2 separate regions of the Mus musculus genome follow, and region 1 is linked to region 2. The links are chromatin contacts, found by Hi-C or POLR2A ChIA-PET in ENCODE. All regions are on one chromosome and are shown on one strand. The core of a region is the stretch at or near the end of the contact, and the rest is flanking DNA. Distances in the headings are between cores, read along the strand shown. Region 1 holds the start of Hlx (H2.0-like homeobox). Region 2 holds the start of Dusp10 (dual specificity phosphatase 10).

Region 1 (5,959 bases), core at 868-3,367, 700 kb after region 2:
AGCAAAACTCTGTGTGTGTGTGTGTGTGTGTGTGTGTGTGTGTGTGTGTGTGTGTGTGTGTGTCTCACGCTCCTGCTTGTGCACAAGTGTAACCCTCACCTTTGAATACTTCATTTTCAAACCACCCTCTCTGGGCGAAAAGAATAGGGACAGTGACCCAGACCCATATACACACTATCTTAGCTCCCCTAGCATGGTCTTCTCCAAATGTCCCACTAAAAAGAATATTCAGTTTCTCTCATAGGACTTAGGAGGCTCCTACCCCAACTTTCCACACTACCGCTGGCCTTTGCGGCACTGGCTGAATTTTTCTACCTGGAAATGTGTCTTGGAATTGATGCTGAACAGAATTTCTTGGGTTGGAGCTTAAGGGGCTGAGGATGGCAGACGCCTCGCTAATGGGATCTAGAGATGCGAAGAACTGTCCCGCTGAAGGCTGCAGGCCAGCTAGATGCACCCCTGCAGGCCGCCCACCGGTTAGCAGCGATGTGAGATCTGGGTAGGGGGAAAGAAGAGTCGGTCACAAACTCATACTGTGGGCAGATTTGTTCCTCCTTTCCCTTCTCCCCCTTTGAACCTACTAAACTCAAAATGGACCCTTTCTCCAACAGCTACGGAAGAGTGGGGCCTGAATTGCCCCAGAGTGTGTGTCAGGCATGGCCGGTACACCCCATAATAAGGAAAGGCTTGTCATAAAATGTTGCTAAAGTGGTCATTTCGGACGCCTTCCAGAAATTCTACAAACCCCTAATTTACACCCTTCAGCCCCCCCCCCCCCCCGCCTTCCTTCAGGAGCTTAGACTGGCCGGTTTGCTTCCCCGCAATTCTTAAGAAATACTGGAAATCAAATAAATGCAAAGTGTCCCCACGCTGAGATTTCCTTGTCAGAAAGATCTAGGTCGTTCTGCAGATATTTCATTCAAAAGATGGATAATACACACTTTTGCAAAACTTTGCAGCAACCAGAGTATGGTCATCCGTTTCTATGCTGTTTAAGCAACACGAAGATATGTTTTTAAACATGGGATAGCTGACTTTTACATGTCACTAAGTTTTCCTTCATTTCGTTTTCTTCGCCCTCATTCTACCGTTCTGTCCTTAAAAATAAACGCACCCCAAATCCTCCTGACATCAGGCCCCTCATGGGTGGTGGTGAGGCCTGAGGCCTTCCAGCGATACGTACCTCTCAGAGTGTTGCCTTCCTTAACTTTTGGGTCAAATTCCGCAGACAAAATTCGATCGATACCAAATTTGAGGTCTTTGCTGGAGGGGGCAGGGGCGGAGCCGCTATGGTGGGGGACCACCCGCGTCCCCGAAGTCGGTGGCTGCAGGGAGACCGCCCGGGGTGGAGGCGGGGGCTGCTGCTGCGGTTGCTGTTGCTGCGTTGGTGATTGCTGCGGGAGATGCTGGTGGAAGGCGGCAGAGAGCGGAGACAGCCGCTGAGGGAAGCCAGCCGGGACTTCTGAGGGCGCCACCACCGGGGTGGGACGGAGCGGGGATCTGGCGGCAGCTTGGAAGGAGGCGTGCGGGTGCACGGAGCCCAAGTGTGCGGTGAGGGCTGCCGAGGCCCCCACCAGTCCCTCTGCAGCGGGCCCCGGCTCCCCGACGCCGGCGTGCAGGATGTCCGCGATGCAGAAAGAGGGTTTCTTGACAGCGGCTGGGTCCAGGGCGAAGGAGCAGCCGCCCGGGCCCGCCGAGGAGCAGTAGGCGGCTGACCAGAGACTAAAGTTGGAAGCATAGAAGGGAGCCAGGCCGGCTGCGAACATCCTGGCAGGATCCCGGCGGGGTCCTGGGTGAGTGGGGAAGTGGGTGGGCGCTCGGGCAGAGGCGGTGTCCCAGCCGAGCCCGAGCTGCTTTCGGTTCTTCGCCCGCCCTGAAGCGGAGGGCCAACCGGGGAGCCCTAGCGCCACCGAGGGACGAGGCGAGGGCCCGATCGCCGCCCGCCACGGCCTGGGCCCCTGGCTTGGCTTGAAAGGCGGCGCGGCGGGCGCGCTCCCCGCCGGGTGGATGGAGGCGATCGCCAGGCGCTGGGGCGACAAGGCGAGCGCGGCCTCGCTCTGCTACTCCGCAGAAGCCGGGGAGACAGGGACCCGACACCGAAAGAAAAACCCAAACAGCTAAGCCCTAAGAGCTAAATTTAAAACAACAATAATGATCCGTTAGTTTAAAAAAAAAAAAAAAAAAAAAAAAGGAAAAAAATTAAAAAAAAAAAAAAAACTCCTCTCTAAAAACTCCCAAAGTTTTGGCAGGAGCTTTCGAGTCAGACCCCGGGTAGGACCTTGATCCGTGCGCTCATTGGACGTCTTCGTGACCAATGGGACTCCGGAGTGGAGGGGAATTGGGAAAGAGGGGGGCGTGGCCGAGCTCGGCCACGCCCTGGCCACGCCAAAGTGTTTTCTGCGGCAGCGTGGGCTAAGCTGAGTACTGAGCGTCTCTGGGAGCCGCTTGGGGGTCGAGACTCCTCGGGCCTCTGGCTCTCCTCTGTCCCCTGCAGCTCGGGGACCCGCCAGCGGCAGAGCCTCGGAGCCGGTCTCCGGAATTTTCCTGGAGCTGCGGAGGAGGGGGATCACTGAGGCTCCCGTACTCTGCTGTAGTACACCCCCAACCTCCACCCCAGCAGACCACGCTGGCGGTCCGCAGGCTGTCCCTTCCGTATTCCGCTCTCATGCGACTTTCCTTCTCTCTGCTTTTACCCAGGTGCTTTTATCACAAGTCCTAGGTAAAGGCCCCATCCTCTCAGCGCCCCTACAGCCCAGAATCCCGACCCAAGTCTACTGTAATCCGCTGGTTTCTCAGCTCACCAGAGCTGCTCCAAGAAGCCAGGAGGAGGGCAGACCACAAATTAGTTTTATTCGGAGCTGTCATTCCAGTGACAACTTGAAAGAGTGACTTTTCAAACAAAAATAAGATAGATGGCTCCAAACGTCTCCCTTAGAAACAGCCAAACTTTTACCCTGAGCCTCGGAACCAACAAGGAGTGCAGCCCCAGAAGAGCGGCACGCGTGTCCCCTCTCTGCACCTTGTAGGAAGTGCTACCCTCCGCGGCCACCACATCCCCTGGTCACGTGAGGTCCTATGTTTTGCAAGTGCCAGGGAGCGGTTGCCTTTGAGATTAAATACCTACTTTTAATTCGGCTGCAGTTTTTCCAGGATCCGCTTTGGCCTGTTGGAGGGAGGCACTGTCCGAGCCTCCACAGCCAGCGCCTTCCATTCTTGCTAGGGTCTTTAGAACTCAGCCTAGGTGCACTGGGAATTTTCTGTCGCATCAACATCTCTATTTTAAGAATTCGTTCTCTTTTAAATTATAGTCAGAGTGGATTTCCCCGCCCCTCTCCCAAACAGACCACAGGCCACCTAGATGAACGGTTGTTGCACATTTCAGGAAGAAAATAAAATAATGACAATAACGAAACCACCAAATCTTTTGTTTTCGATTGTCCAAGTAAGTGTCTCCGGAATGATATTCCAAGGCAGGCTTATTTCCCCTCAGCAATAAGATACCAAAAACTGGAAGCCGTGAGGGAACTGCCAGGCTACTATCAGCTCAGGATTGGCGTGAGCTCTTGGATTAATGTCTAACAGCTTCGTGTCCTTGGTCGCCGGTATTGTCATCATTAGCGGACGCCTTTTTCCTCGAAAGCAATCGATGGCTAATCAATCACAGGCTATGATGTCCCAGTATCAGGGACAGGGGTACTAACTATATCAAGGAATGGAGGGGTATAGACAGTTGAGGGCAATGGTGCCTGGGACGAGAGGGGCCGGAAATCCTGTCTAGCAGGGAGCAGAGGGTGGACTTGTGACAAGTACAGAGGCCACCGGAGGTGAGTTTTGGGCTAAAGTTCTGGTGATGCGGTGAGAGACCTGTTCATTAACTTCACTGGGTATTAGAGAAAGCAAGTCACTACTAGCCTAGGGAGAGAGTATCTAGGCTGCCTGTCTCTGTTGCCGGTCTTTTCTAACAGCCTTGTAATTCAGTTGCGATTCCAGTTTAACCTCAAGACGTCCAGACAGCGAAGCGGTCTATAGCCAAGTCCCAGCTCAAAATGACGCTTCGCCCAGAGGCCTGCATCTTCTCCTCCTCCCCTAGAAATAAGGCTCCCCGCCCCTTTCCCCTCTTTGCTCTGTTTGAGTCGGCTGAACCGGAGTTGTGTGTGTAGAACAGGAGTGCTCTTGGGTGTCTGGCTGCGCCCACAGCCCAAACGCATCTGCGGCATTAGAAACCAGGAGTGCCCCGCAGATCAAAGGCTAGGCTGCAAGGACTGCCTCCTCCGCAGCTCAGCTGTAACTGCATCATATCTGAGCGATCCTCCGTTTTCCCAAGCCTGAGGCACCTTTGCAGCCGTCGCAGCCCAGCGCAGCCTTGTCACCCGAGGCCTAATCGGAGCTCCCGGTGCAAAAGAAAGGGAAGGAGAGGAGAGGAGAGGAGAGGAGAGGAGAGGAGAGGAGAGGAGAGGAGAGGAGAGGAGAGGAGAGGAGAGGAGAGGAGAGGAGAGGAGAGGAGAGGAGAGGAGAGGAAAAGAAAAGAAAAGAAAAGAAAAGAAAAGAAAAGAAAAGAAAAGAAAAGAGGGGAAGGACTTTGGGTCACTCTCTCTTGCTCCAGGCCCAAGCCCTGTAGACCAGTCGCTTTGGCGGGAGCTTGGAACACTGCCCTCCTCCTTACCCCTACCCTTCAGAACCAAGAAAGCAGCAGGAAACCCGGGGCTCGCCCGGAGTTCAGGTCATCTCCTGTTTTTTTGATGGGCTCAAACTTGGGCTAAATGAGCGGATATGCCTGCGAGATTGGTCTCAAAATAGAAGCGGTCCTAGTATTTTAGGATACTGCAGAAATCCTTATTTCTTCCGGAGAAAAACTCTATAATGACTCCTAGCACTTCCCCTTTCAATATTTGTGCAACTTTATCTCCACCGGCAAGTTGCTGTGGTGACGCAAATCCGCTCTTCTGTATTACAACTTCCAAAATAAATGCACGGAAATCAATTCCCTTCTAGCAATGAAAATATAAATACACAGCTGCGACTTTCGCCTTTAATCTTTGCTTTCCGAGCGTCCCCGGGCTGTGGTGAAATGAACTAGCCCAGAGTTGTTGTTGCGTTGTGCACCTAGTCAGGGAGGCCCTGGGGGCAGAGGCGTGGACTCCCAAGGGACCTTGTAACCACCAGGGAAAGAAAAGGGCCCGATTAAATCAAATTACTTGAACTTCGTTCACACACTGGCATCCTTAAAAGTGGCTAAAAACTTTGCAAGTTGCTGCTGTGCCTAGGGCATCTGCTCATTTGTGATTACTATCTATACAACCAGACCTCCCCCTTTTCTTTTCCAGAGAAGGCACACAGCCAAAGATTATTTCGCAATACCAAGAATAGTCAAGGTCAAGGCAGGTCCCCTTTAGAATTTGACAATGTGGTTTACGGGGATTTAAGCTAAAGGAAAGGATTCGATGCAAATACAACACTCAGGCAGGAGGCCCAACTGGTCTCTCTTTGGTTCTCTCTTTTGCTCAGATGAGCAAATTCTTGCTTTAGACCCAGGGACACACAAAGTCAGCCACAGAGCATGCTAGGCATTCCTTATGGCAGGAAGAACACTCAAGGTGAACTTAAACTAGCCAGAGCTGTGCTGGACTTCTGTTTCTGTCTTGAGATTCTGGGGAATATAATATGTGAAGTTACTCCTATCTCCACATGGGGACTCCATCTCTGGTTCACTTTCTGTCAAACATGCTACCAGGGTGGGAGTTGTTTTGTTTTGTTTTGTTTTGTTTTGTTTGGAAGGAGAGAGAAACAAATATTTGTAAAGAAAACAGAAGTAGAAATGCAGCATGTCCTGGTATTGAAGACTTTGAGAGACTTGCCTGCTCCTCCACCAGCTAGAGTTAGATTTATGGCCCGCTGGTCCAGTTCACAATTGTCGGTGGATGCAGGACGTTGGGTGGGTGGGTGGGGCTTCTAAATATTA
Region 2 (6,402 bases), core at 1,076-3,575:
AAAACCTACCTGGAATCTGACTTCTTTGAGTATAGCTACTCAAACTGCTGCCTAATTTAAAAAGCCTCCGGATCTTTAGCATATGTTAATGGCTGGTAATTACCATGCATATGTTAATGACATGGAAATTACTCAATGCTTCGGGTTTGATTGATGAGTAATTTTGTCAGTTTTCCCAATTTTTCAGCCTGGATGACAGACTTTTAGTTAACAGAATTACTATAACTTATTAGTCTGAAACTATAATAATCATCTCATTAAATGAGTTACATTTCTTTCTCACATTGCCGGCATCAGGCTTTGTGAATCACAATTTACAGGTTGTCAGTACCTTTAGACAGAGGCTCCTCCAGCCTAAAGCAAACACAACCTTCCCAAAGCCTTCGGTCAATAGAGAACCTCGCTCTACTATACCCCAACCACTTCCACAAGCATCTTTTCATCTTTTTCGGAGCAAGGACGGGAGTTTGCTGTTTACAAATGTACACAGTGATGAACACAGCAAATGTGGCTGGACAGACAAGCATCAGACCTAATACCTAGAACTCAAACCGTAAATGGGAACCCCAGCAGTAAATATTCAGGGATATAGATAACCTACAAAAGTGCTCTGGGAAATTCTTTTCTGGGTTCCACGGAAAATGCGCACAGCCTACCTCCTCCACTAGCCTGATCCTGCTAATCCTCAAAGATCTAAGGACCAAAGGGTGCGACCTGGACACTCGTGTGCAGACATTCGGGTGTGGGTGCTGTGTATTTGGGTGTGTAGACAGAATGGGGCTAAAGAAAATCCTTTTCCAACCCCAGTGTGCACTTGTGTAGAAGTGCTCAACTCAAGGGAGATCATGCTGAATCGACAGAGCTAGTCAGCGAAGGTGATGATGGTTGGACACCTTATGATCCTAGATCAACAGCAATGGTGAATGTCTGGGGCCTAAAGCAAACGCCTCCCATCATTAAGGACATCTGAACCTGCCACGGAGCTGATAATGTTTTATTCCACTTCAATTACTTCACATTTTGGTCTTCCTCTCTGAGGGGGTAGGGAGGTATAAAAAGCTCTATTGCTTTAGGATTCTTTAACGCAACTTCATCACAGTTCATCTGGGCTTTTCCACTCCTTTGAATTCCAGGGTCATTCTTCTGTACCTTCCCTGATATTTTTCTGGCAAGGCGCTAGCAGGCTTGCTCAGCTTCCCACTTCTCTTCACCGGTGACATACCCCGACCAGTAGTGACCCCTCTGATGGACAAAGTTCGGGGAATCGGGAGAGCTGGCGTGGGCCCTTCCATGCTCCTCAAGCGCCGCTCATTCTGGCTGTTCAACCCGAGCTCTGGCTCCTTCCCGCCGGCGCTTGCTGTTCCAGGCTGGCGCTCCTTGGCTCGCCGAGGGCCCTGCGCCACTGAGGGCCGGGGGCGGCCCAGCACCGGGGGGCGGATGGACTGCGGGCTCCAAAACATCGCACAGGGGGAGGTGGCCGCGGGAGAAGCGGGGACCGCGTTGGGAGGAGGTCGGTGCCTGGGCTGCGGGGCTTGTGGGGCGTTCGGAGGGCCCGGCCACGCCCAGCTCTGCGGGACGGCGCCCACGCTGCCCTTCAACACCGGCCCCCAGTGGCTGCTCTCACAGAGCCAGGCGTCCTCCTCCGAGTAGCTCTCCGGAGTGCCGCCTTCGGGATCGGAGTCGGGCTCCTGAGAACAGGTTGGGGACGGCGGAGGAGTGACAGGGTCACGGAAGTAGGGGAACAAGAGCACGGCGCGCAGCCGCCGCGCGGGAGAGCAGTAGGGCAGCCGGAGGGGCAGCGACATCTGCGGGCCGGGCCAAGCGGGGCTGCGGGGAGGCCGGCCCTGTGCACGCTCACGTCCCGCGCGGCGCAGCCACAGCCATGGAGGGACCCGGCTTCGAGTCGTCTCCGGCCTGGGGAAAGTTGGATGGACACTCCACCTGGAGTCAAAAGGCGGAATGGAGACCCCGCGAGGCTGATGTCCTCAACAGGGGGCGGGGGAGGGTCAGAAGAACCAGTTTCAGCCGGAGCGACCAGAGCAAGCCATTGACACTTCAGTCCCAGGAAGGGTTAACCGCGTCCTGCTGCCTAGGTTTACATGTAAATAGAGAGCCGCTGCTCCAAGCGGGCCCGGGCTAGCACTTTTAAGTTTTTGATTGGTTGCCAATGACATCACCACCCGCGCGTTCTAACACACCAAACCCACTAGCGGGTCCGAGCCGGCCTCCCTCCCAAGGCGAGGCCTCGCCCCTTTCTCCGCCCTCCTCGGCTTCTTATTGGTCAGAGACCACTGTGATGTAGCGGGCGGCAGCCTCTGGGTCTTCATTGGCGTATCGCGCCGTCGCTCGGAGGCAACCCCGCCCCCTCCAAAGCTTACATTTACGCTGTAGCAAAAGAGAAAGTAACTCTGTGTTGCTGCTGGGGATCAATGAAGCTGAGTGAATGGGGGCGCACTGCGCGAGCGCATAGCTGGAGCGGGCGCCAGATGGTAGAGGGCTACGCTTATTGATGAAGTAAGTGGAAGACATCACGGGTCACTCAGAGCCGGAGGGTGGAGGGTTCCGTGTGTGTGTGTGTGTGTATGTGTGTGTGTGTGTGTGTGTGTGTGTGTGTGTGTGTGTGAGTGAGAGAGAGAGAGACAGAGACAGAGAGACAGAGAGAGAGAGAGACAGAGACAGTGTCAGAGAGACAGAGACGGACCTACGTCAGGTAAGGAAGATCCTAAGGTTTAGTCTTTTGGCTCTGCTTGCCCTGGGATGAAGAGGGGAAATGAGTTTTGGTTTGGTTAAGATGCTTTATGGCAGTTTTCAAAGCCCAAGGCTTTGCTCATGATGCTCAGTGGTGGCACGGAATAGGGATGCTACGTGCCCCAGGAGTGGGGAAGGAGCATTCTTTAAGCACTTGGTTTTTCTTCAGTCCCTGTTAGTGGTGGAAGGAAGATTAGCGAGAAAGGGGGTAGGGGGTTCGTGCTATTTTTGTGGGAGGTTTCCCGGGCCAGACTGGCTTTGGAGCTATCTGCTGCAAGGATGCAGATCTCAGTGCGCTCTGTGCCCGTGTGTGAGCAGCAGCACAGTGAAGAGGTACCGGTCCCAGCCTGTGTCTCTGGAAAGTCGTTCCCGGGTTCTCCTCCTAGGGAATAGGCTACTAATCCTGGATGTCCCCTTACCAGGTAGCAAAATAGCAAAGACTTTGACTGCATTCATGTTCCAGCTGGGACACAGTTAACAGTTTTTGGAATAGTACTCGCTCTGAAAAAAAAAATACTACGCAAGGGAGAGGGAAGGAGGGAGGGAGGGGAGGGGAGGGGAGGGAGGGAGGGAGGCAGGCAGAAGGTTTGATCCTTTGCTCCCAACCAAAGGTGGGTGAGAGAAACCCGAGTCAGTGGGGATATGCCTACACGGGTGGGGACGTGCTCCTGGGTGCGCGTGTGTGGATTTTGCTGGTGACACTTTGGCTCGGTCTCAGAGAACAGTTACGGTCATGAATAGACCGATGATCCTTGATGTTTTTCCAGTCAGCTCTTAAAGTTCGTTTAGATGAGTGGCTCTTGCTTGGGGTTTGATTTCTCTAGTAGAGGAGTCAGAATTGCTATGTTATAGGGTGGCCTTGTGCCTACCGGGAGGAGGAAAGTGATCCATTGCAGGCACCCTTGGAGGAGGCAAAGGCAGCCCCCGTGGGCTCTAGGTCTGAGCTTCCCAATTAGCCTAACTGTGGTAAAGGGACGAGTGAGGTTGCCCTCTTGGAATCCACACTGTTTCCAAGAAGAATATCAGTATAGGGTTGAAACATTTTTTACAAAGTTGCCACTCCAGTGGAGATGCAAAGTCTGTCTGTATGACCAGATGAAACACATGCTCTTTTTTGCTTAGGGGCACAGCATAGAGAAGTGTAAGGATGAGTGGGGTCACAGAGGAACGGGCCATGGGTCAGCCTGGGGTGGGGTTCCTAGATCTGACTCCTTGGAAACTTGGTTTCTGGATAGTTATTCGTAGTGTAAGTGTGTGTGTGTGTGTGTGTGTGTGTGTGTGTGTGTGGTAATGGCTTGATTTGATTTGGAAGAGTCTAATGTGAGCTCTGAATAGGATGACGTTGAGCTTTTCAAAGGACCCACCAGAATGGAAAGGAAGATTAGCTCCTAGCCATGGAGGCTGACTTAGGGAGACACATTCCTTCTGATATGCAGAAGGTTAACATCCAGCCCCCATGTAAATATAGCTAGCTGCCAAGCATCTCCGTGCATCTCTGTGAGCTCCAACAGTGCTCTTGCTTGTCTCTTTGCCTTGGCTCTGGGGAAAGAAATGAAATACAGTACATGCCAGGGTGGACAGATGCATCCATCACAGGTGAAATAGACTTCTCTGCACAGGAGAGGAGGCTCAGAATAAATCTAAGAGCCTCCCTGTCTGCCTTCACTGTTTTTCAGGCCTCTGTGCCTTTACCTCCACTAAGGCTGAACTTGGATGCATGTCTCTAACATTATGTGACAGGAGGTCTCTTACCGTTTCTAATGTCAAGTCTAATTTTAACCTTTGACTTAGCATCAGAATGGATGGGGCCCCTCAGGTATGCATCCTCTCTGAACAGATCAAAGTGAATTTTAGCCTTTGATAGTATCACAACCTAGGGCACCTAGAAGGACTTTGACTTTGCTCAGAGATATGCAGAGGTCTTCCCCCGGGGATTGGATGAGACTGGCTTTGTTTTCATGTGACTTTATTTTTTTCTTTCTTCCCCTTCTTTCCAGACTCTTGACTTCTTGAATTGCCAGTTTTCAGCCTCCTCATGCCTCCATCTCCTTTAGACGACAGGGTAGTAGTGGCACTATCTAGGCCTGTCCGACCTCAGGATCTCAACCTTTGTTTAGACTCAAGCTACCTTGGCTCTGCCAGCCCAGGTAGTGGTAGCCACGCTCCTGTCCTTGCCACCGCCGTTGTGACCCTCAAGGCTGCGAATCTGACGTATATGCCCTCATCCAGCGGCTCTGCCCGCTCCCTGAATTGCGGATGCAGCAGCACTAGCTGCTGCACTGTGGCAACCTACGACAAGGATCATCAGGCCCAGACTCAAGCCATTGCTGCAGGCACTGCCACCACCGCCATAGGAACCTCGACCACCTGCCCTGCTAACCAGATGGTCAACAACAATGAAAACACAGGCTCTGTGTTAAGTCCATCGGGTGGGGTGGGCAGCCCTGTGTCAGGGACTCCCAAGCAGCTAGCCAGCATCAAGATCATCTACCCCAATGACCTGGCAAAGAAGATGACCAAATGCAGCAAGAGTCACCTGCCCAGCCAGGGTCCCGTCATCATCGATTGCAGGCCTTTCATGGAGTACAACAAGAGTCACATCCAAGGAGCTGTCCACATTAACTGTGCCGATAAGATCAGCCGGCGAAGGCTGCAGCAGGGCAAGATCACTGTCTTAGACTTGATTTCCTGTAGGGAAGGCAAAGACTCTTTCAAGAGGATCTTTTCCAAAGAAATTATAGTTTATGATGAGAATACCAATGAGCCGAGCCGTGTGACACCATCCCAGCCACTTCACATAGTCCTCGAGTCCCTGAAGAGAGAAGGCAAAGAACCCCTGGTATTGAAAGGTAATGACTCTCCCTTCCCTCCCCACCCCCACCCCCCACATTCCTTCCTCAAATAATGTCCTGATCAGCTAGGTTTCCCTATGAGATTCTCTTACAAGTGGCAGCCTTCTTCTAACCCCAAGGCACCATGAACCAAAATAAAATAGCCTGTCTTCTTGTCTCTACTTCGAACTTTTTCTTACTCTCTTGGTACATTAAGAAAGTCCAAGTAGCAATGAATTGATATAAGATCTGAGTCCCAGCTTTGATCTGGCTGCCACTTTGGGTTGCCTATGACATTTTACTTGAGATGGTTTGCAAAAGGCACTTTGTACAACCAAGATGGTATCTCAAGCCATGCCTTCTCTGGTAGCTCTGTTTCAGTCCTCGAGTGGGTTGGAACTTTTTTGATCTCTCAAGGCCTGACAAATGTCGATGGATCAGAGGAAGCTGCGTCTACAGGTGCCAGTACTTTGTGGGAGAAACTCTTGCTGTTTCTCACCTGATTGTCTTGATGTTCTTATTGCTTCTAGTCATCTTCAACAAAGGCATGCATCTTTATCTTAAAGCCTCATTGAAAGTGTGAATTCTCCAAATGCATCCATTCCTCTGAGGAAGCTGCAGGGGATAGAGATGTGAACCGCCTACAACCATCCTTCCTGGTATCACCTGACAAGAGTTAGCTTCTGTCTCTTCCCTAGAAGGAGTCATACATCATTTTCCCCTAGTGTAGAATAACTGATGACTGGACACCCCCCCCCCCCCAAAAAAAGGAATAGATGACCCAGTCTTCTCTGAGCTTCTAACATACAGTGTTGTCCTGACC

Evidence for each region. Hi-C counts contacts between places; a loop is a spot of excess contacts on that map. ChIA-PET counts read pairs that join two places held with the same protein, here RNA polymerase II (POLR2A).
Region 1: a loop to region 2 is called in a map of heart, with 3 times the contacts of the local background. The contact joins the promoter of Hlx here to the promoter of Dusp10 in region 2. A Hi-C loop is called at or near these places in 6 of 37 maps with a recorded cell type or tissue (heart and v-Abl transformed pro-B cells). POLR2A ChIA-PET finds 5 or more read pairs at or near these places in 1 of 5 experiments (Patski).

The regions. Positions count from the first base shown.
Region 1 is chr1:184,730,376-184,736,334 of GRCm38, forward strand. Hlx (H2.0-like homeobox) reads right to left here and starts at 2,118. Exons shown (of 4, transcript NM_008250.2): 1 at 1,184-2,118; 2 at 316-495. The coding sequence starts at 1,766.
Region 2 is chr1:184,032,056-184,038,457 of GRCm38, forward strand. It overlaps Dusp10 (dual specificity phosphatase 10), which reads left to right and starts at 2,326. Exons shown (of 4, transcript NM_022019.6): 1 at 2,326-2,514; 2 at 4,746-5,597. The coding sequence starts at 4,784. 1700056E22Rik (RIKEN cDNA 1700056E22 gene) reads right to left here and starts at 1,943. Exons shown (of 1, transcript NM_028516.1): 1 at 977-1,943. The coding sequence starts at 1,805. The coding sequence ends at 1,101.